Linked DNA regions of Homo sapiens: region 1 is linked to region 2. A link is a contact called in ENCODE Hi-C or POLR2A ChIA-PET data. All regions are on one chromosome and are shown on one strand. Each heading gives the region's core, a stretch centred on a gene start or an enhancer-like site at or near the end of the contact. The rest is flanking DNA. Distances are from core to core; before and after follow the strand shown.

Region 1 (3,023 bases), core at 293-2,792, 1.4 Mb before region 2:
CCAGCTCCTGCTCCACTGGGGGCCCCGGGGCTCCCCAATGGCCTCCTTTCAGGAGATGAAGACTTCTCCTCCATTGCGGACATGGACTTCTCAGCCCTGCTGAGTCAGATCAGCTCCTAAGGGGGTGACGCCTGCCCTCCCCAGAGCACTGGGTTGCAGGGGATTGAAGCCCTCCAAAAGCACTTACGGATTCTGGTGGGGTGTGTTCCAACTGCCCCCAACTTTGTGGATGTCTTCCTTGGAGGGGGGAGCCATATTTTATTCTTTTATTGTCAGTATCTGTATCTCTCTCTCTTTTTGGAGGTGCTTAAGCAGAAGCATTAACTTCTCTGGAAAGGGGGGAGCTGGGGAAACTCAAACTTTTCCCCTGTCCTGATGGTCAGCTCCCTTCTCTGTAGGGAACTCTGGGGTCCCCCATCCCCATCCTCCAGCTTCTGGTACTCTCCTAGAGACAGAAGCAGGCTGGAGGTAAGGCCTTTGAGCCCACAAAGCCTTATCAAGTGTCTTCCATCATGGATTCATTACAGCTTAATCAAAATAACGCCCCAGATACCAGCCCCTGTATGGCACTGGCATTGTCCCTGTGCCTAACACCAGCGTTTGAGGGGCTGGCCTTCCTGCCCTACAGAGGTCTCTGCCGGCTCTTTCCTTGCTCAACCATGGCTGAAGGAAACCAGTGCAACAGCACTGGCTCTCTCCAGGATCCAGAAGGGGTTTGGTCTGGGACTTCCTTGCTCTCCCTCTTCTCAAGTGCCTTAATAGTAGGGTAAGTTGTTAAGAGTGGGGGAGAGCAGGCTGGCAGCTCTCCAGTCAGGAGGCATAGTTTTTACTGAACAATCAAAGCACTTGGACTCTTGCTCTTTCTACTCTGAACTAATAAATCTGTTGCCAAGCTGGCTAGAGATCCGCTTTTTTTCAGCAAACACTGAGCACACATTTTGCTAGTCACATCAGGCCAGACATTGGTGGTAGAGAGCTGGGTGAATGCGTGCACTGTCCTCTGAGAGCTTGCAGTCTGAGAATGCCCTTGGAAACCCCGAGTTACCGTCCAGTGGATGAAAACGGGCAGCTAAGGCAAGAGTCCTAGCACACTGAGAGCCTAGTAGAGCCCGCTGGCTGTGGGGATGGAGCAGTTTCAGGAGTCTTCCAAGAGGCCCCATTAGCTCCAGGTCTTAGATCAGCTGAGAGTGGATGTCAAAGAGGGACTAGCCAGCGTCAGAGGTAAGAGAAACGATGTTCGAAAGATGTGATGGGGCCAAATTCCTTGGGTGGCCCAGGGAGTGTGTGCTTCTCTTGGGGAATGTGTGGTGCCAGGTAAAGATCTACCCGGCCCACCGATGCTTTGATACTCTGTTCTGGGAGGAACGGTGAAATCTTCAATCCACAGCCTCAGGAAGCCAAAACAAAGGCCCAGCCGCAGCCCACAAGGGCTACAGCTGGACGTACTTCCGCTTTGCCCCAGCGCAAGCGCAGCAGCAAAAAGCGCTGGCCGGCGTGGGCCCCCTTCTCGACTGCGCAGGCGCACAAGGAGCCCGCAGCAACCGGAGGCCGGGTCCAGCGTCTGGGGAAAATCCCCGCCGAGGCCGATGGCGTCTTCGTTTGGGCTTCGCACCGTCGCGGGAGGACAATAGCAGGGGAAAAGGAGTTATCGTCAGCGGGACGCGTCCCAAAATTCAGCGAGTCTCCTAGGAACAGAAAAGGCCCTGGGTGCAGGCTCCGACGGGCGGCGCCGGCGAGACGGCAGGCCAATTCCGTCGAGGAAGTGGCGTTTTCCACGGGGCTCCGGCTCCGGGGGGGCGGCCAGGGGCGGGGCTTGGAGCGAGGGCGGGCCTCGGCGGAACTCCCACGCGAGGGGCGGAGCCCGGGCTCGCGGTGGCCAGGTCAGGACCCGGGCGAAGCTGCCGGGGAGCGCCTGGGAGGCGGGGTCGGGGAGGAAGCGGGCGGGGTGAGAAGGCTCCTAACGCTGAGGAAGCCGACGGCTGAGCTGCGCAGGGACCCCGACCGGAGGTCCGCGACCCGAGGCCCAGAGGGAAACCAGGGAGCCAAGGCCCTGCAGCCCAGGCTGCGCCTCCCTCCTCTTGGCTTTCTCGGTCCCGCGACCTCCCGTGACCCACGAAGACCTCTCCTGGTTCTTCTCTCATTCGTGAATGACCCCATCATGCTCATGGCTCAGCAGCTCCAAGTCCTCGTATCCAACCCAGATCTCTCTCCCCTGCGCACCAGCCCCTGGACATCTCCACTCTGACGTCCTCGGGCCTCTCAAACTCATCCTGTTCCAAATGACCTCAGCCATCCCCAGCCTGCCTCTCCTTTTCCCTGTCAGCCCTGGCCCTGCCACCTTCCAAGGGCTCCAGCCGGAAACCTGGCCACTACCGTAGATGCCGCCTCTTCCCTTAGTAACTTGCGTCCAGTCCTTCCACGAGGTCCTGGAAAATCTGCCCACTTCTCCCCACTGTCACTGCTATCACTGAGTTTAAGTCACCACTAGACCTCCCACTGGACTGCGGCTACAGCCGCCTCCCTGCAGCCAAAGAGCTCTGACATCCAGATCTCACCCCATCAATCTCCCTTCAAACATCAACCACAAGACCAGATCCGAGTTTTCTGCAGACACACCCTCAGTGACCACAGCCTTCCACACTAGTCCACAACCAGGAAAAAGTGGCAGTCTTGGGAACTGCTAACCCAGGATCCCTAGTGCACCTTCACAACCCTTTCTGATCTGGCTTCTTTGACGCTGGGTTCCTGGGTGTGCCTTGGCTCTAGTCCAGCAGGCCTCAGCCAGACTGGTCCTACCAGGATACCTCTGACGTCTCTGCCTGGTGAACTCCTACCCAGCCTTCAAAACTCAGCCCTCATATTACCTCCTCCATGAAGCCTTCCTGATCCTCAGATGCTCTGTTTCTCCGAGCCTAGCTCATCCTGCCAGCACCTAAGTTAACAGACCCAGGGCCTAGGTCTCACCATGGAGCTTCAGCCAGCCTAGGGAAGGGACTGGAATAGGCATGAGATGCTGGGCAAGT
Region 2 (2,993 bases), core at 494-2,993:
ATGCCTGTAGTCCCAGCTACTCAGGAGGCTGAGGTAGGAGAATGGCGTGAACCCGGGAGGTGGAGCTTGCAGTGAGCAGAGATCGTGCCACTGCATTCCAGCCTGGGCAACAGAGCGAGACTCTGTCTAAAAAAAAAAAAAGAAAGAAAAAAGAAAAGAAGAAGAATCCAAGGCAGAGGGTACTGAGGGCTAGAATTCCACTCCAAGTATGTATAGCTGCAAAGCCAACTTCTTCCCTCATTGCTGGCCAGATGCCTGCAGGCCTCCTGCCAGCCCAGACCTGTAGAATTCTGGCAAGTCCTACCCCCTCCCTTCATGTCTACCACCCTGTCCAGGTCAACCTCACTCACCTCATCACAGATCTCCTGAAGGACACTGGAAAAGAGTTCATGTACCACCAGCTGCCCAGCGAGGTCCTGGTGCTGGGGGCTGCCACCAGGGCACAGGGCCTGTGAGAGGTCAGGCTCAGCCCCTGCTCCCCACCTCTTCCCCCTGCCCCATCTCAGGACCAGCAAGCCTATACCTGCTGGCCTTGAGGGTCTGATGTGGCACAGTGTAAGAGAGTTAGTGATCCTGAGTCTGGTGTCCTTTCCCTGACAGACAACCAGAGGTCCAGCTTCAAAGGAGATACACAGGGGGCAGGGGTGGAGTAGGGCATCTTCTTCCTGTGCCCAATCTTTCCTCCCGTGTTTTCTAGTTTCTCACAGGACTGGGGCAGGGGTCAGTGGGGAGGCAGGTGGACTGCCCTGAGCAAACTTCCAGAGAAATACCAGGCCAATTTTCCCTTTAAGGAATGAGGAAACCAAAGCTGGGAGGATTGGGAGGGTGGAGAGCTGCAGCTCCCTTGAGCTGTCTGGGTCTTTGTGCCCAGCCTGGAATCTCACCTGAGGCTCAGGGTGCCCACCAGGTACGTCCACCAGCCCAGGGGCCTCAGCCACCTGCCGGGAGCGGCGCAGGAAGACAAGGAAGTCATCGGCTGTGGCTAGTGCAGCGCCCACCCCCAGTGGGTCCGCCAGATAGGCCTGCGTGTCACCCCAGTCGGTGGCACCCTGCTGTCGCAGCCAGGCAGCTGAGCTGGACCAGTTGGTGCCCAGGAAGTCTCGGTAGGAAGTAAGGCCCAGGCGCAGGAGCAGCTGTGGCCCCCGAGAGCCAATAGGCGCCAGGGTGGCTGAGTGCAGGCGGAACTTGGGGGCGTCGAAGAGCCAGGGTTGGGCCTTTAGCCGGGTCTCCCAGATGGCAGTGATGGCCTCGTCCCCACCTGGCAGTGGGCGACGGTCATGGGCGGGGCTCAGCTCGGCCTGTATCTGCTCCTGGGGCAGGCCCCCGCCAGGGCACTGCAGCAGCAAGGTCACCTCAGGATCCATGGTCTGAACGGGGCAGCTCTGGGGGAGGATACGGCCAGGCCTGTCATCCAGGGGGGCCACTACCACTCCTGGGCTGCGCAGCTAGCCCCCTCTGTCGCAGACCTCCTGAGGGTATCCGCAGCGCTTCTCCACCCCCCTGACCACTCCTTGGGCAGTAAAACGTGCCATCTTCCCCGCAGGAGCCCCGAGTCCCGCAGGGTATCCAGGACGCCCGGGCATCCCTACCATCCAGAGGTCTTGGGTTCAGGCGCCCCAAATGCCCATGTCCCCCAAACCCAGGGGTCTGCCTCCGACCCGGGGCGCGCGGGGACCCCTTTCCAGGGCCCGGAAGCTCCAGCCTCCAGCGGGCGCTCACCAGCCGCCGGGTCCCTCAGGCTCCGCCCCTTCCCCGAAGCGGAAGTGCCCGCCCCCTTTCCACGCGGCTTTTCATTGGCGGGTCCGCCGCGGTCGAGGATCCTGGAGGTTTGTCCCCGCCGCCCCGACGCTTCCGCCCGGTCCGTCGGCACGTCGGCCCTGCCTCCCGGACCACCCTGCGGGGCGCACCAGCGATCTGGGGTGCGGGGCTCGGCCTCCCTGCGCTCCTGGCTGACCGTGTGACCTTGGGCAAGTCTGGCCTGCTGGGCCTTAGTTTCCCTCTCTGCAGCAGGGACTTGGGGGTGGTGAACTTAATGAGCCGTATACTCCCACCCAGCGCTCACTTCCTGAGGCTTTGTGACTTTCTGGGAGGGATGGGGACGTGGAAGGGGCCTTAAAGCAGTCCCCCCTCGTCACTGCCCCCCACAGGTCTTAACCATGAACTTCTCTGGAGGAGGGAGGCAGGAAGCAGCAGGGTCCAGGGGTAGAAGGGCTCCCAGACCCCGAGAACAGGTGCGCGCCTCCTCCCCACCCCCTCCCACCAGTCCAGGCTCCCTGGGAGTTGCTGGGGGGCGGAGCTGAAGGGTCCTACTATTCCTGGAGACCACTGGCACTCCTTTCTCTCTGGGCTCTCTCTGCAGTGGGTCATTGAGGGTTCAGGATGGGCAGTAGGGCAGGGTCACCATGGAGACTAGGGGCCACCGCTGGGTTCTTTCAGGACCGAGACGTGCAGCTGTCCAAGGCTCTGTCCTATGCCCTGCGCCATGGGGCCTTGAAGCTGGGGCTTCCCATGGGAGCTGGTAAGTAGGGGCCTTGGAGGCTGGGGCTTGAGCCCAGAGAGAAACGTGAGCCTGTCTGCGACTCCTCCCTGATGGCTGCCTCCACCGCTCCCTGAGGAAGGCACAGAGTGCACTTCCTCCCCATGCACAGAGGAGAGCAAGGCCTAGAGCCCCTGTCATGTCCACAGCAGACTGAGGAGAGTTCTTGTCTGGGCCAGGCCTGGTGACCGCCCCCTCCAGCCAAGCAGCCAGATCAGCACTTACCCCGAGGGCGAGCCCTGGAGGATACGGTGCAGCTGGTGGTGTGAGTGTGCACTCCGGGCCAGCGCTATGCTGGGCACTCACCTCCCTGCCCCTCCGTGAGGCAGATCCTCTTTTTATGTAAGTTGAAAAAACTGCGGCCCAGAAAGGGGAGACTTTCTAAAGGTCCCACAGAGGATGCCCAAGCGATCTCCAAGCCCAGACTTTGTTTCGGTTGCCTGTGGCTCCCTGTTAA

The links. A loop is a pair of places that touch in the nucleus more often than their neighbours do. ChIA-PET counts read pairs that join two places held with the same protein, here RNA polymerase II (POLR2A). Pooled maps may share reads with other maps.
Region 1: a map with no recorded cell type shows a loop between it and region 2 (16-fold over the local background). The contact joins the enhancer-like site here to the promoter of NUDT22 in region 2. A Hi-C loop is called at or near these places in 1 of 37 single-sample maps with no recorded cell type and 1 of 50 pooled maps. POLR2A ChIA-PET finds 5 or more read pairs at or near these places in 1 of 52 experiments (naive thymus-derived CD4-positive, alpha-beta T cell).

Annotation. Positions count from the first base shown.
Region 1 is chr11:65,651,475-65,654,497 of GRCh38, reverse strand. RELA (RELA proto-oncogene, NF-kB subunit) reads left to right here. Exons shown (of 11, transcript NM_021975.4): 11 at 1-897. The coding sequence ends at 120. Among named protein-coding and RNA genes, the nearest start is that of MIR4489, 3.8 kb to the right of the region's middle. RefSeq lists enhancers at 1-417, 1,158-1,207, 1,218-1,697 and a silencer at 1,758-1,997. Within about 2 kb of position 1,542, at least 40 of the 41 ENCODE cell types and tissues checked have a DNase peak (open chromatin) inside an H3K27ac peak, as active enhancers do.
Region 2 is chr11:64,225,024-64,228,016 of GRCh38, reverse strand. It overlaps NUDT22 (nudix hydrolase 22), which reads right to left and starts at 1,743. Exons shown (of 6, transcript NM_032344.4): 1 at 1,590-1,743; 2 at 885-1,382; 3 at 351-449. The coding sequence starts at 1,364. TRPT1 (tRNA phosphotransferase 1) reads left to right here and starts at 1,831. Exons shown (of 8, transcript NM_001033678.4): 1 at 1,831-1,967; 2 at 2,148-2,231; 3 at 2,437-2,518. The coding sequence starts at 2,157. RefSeq lists enhancers at 565-1,082, 1,083-1,602, 2,203-2,925 and a silencer at 1,628-2,037.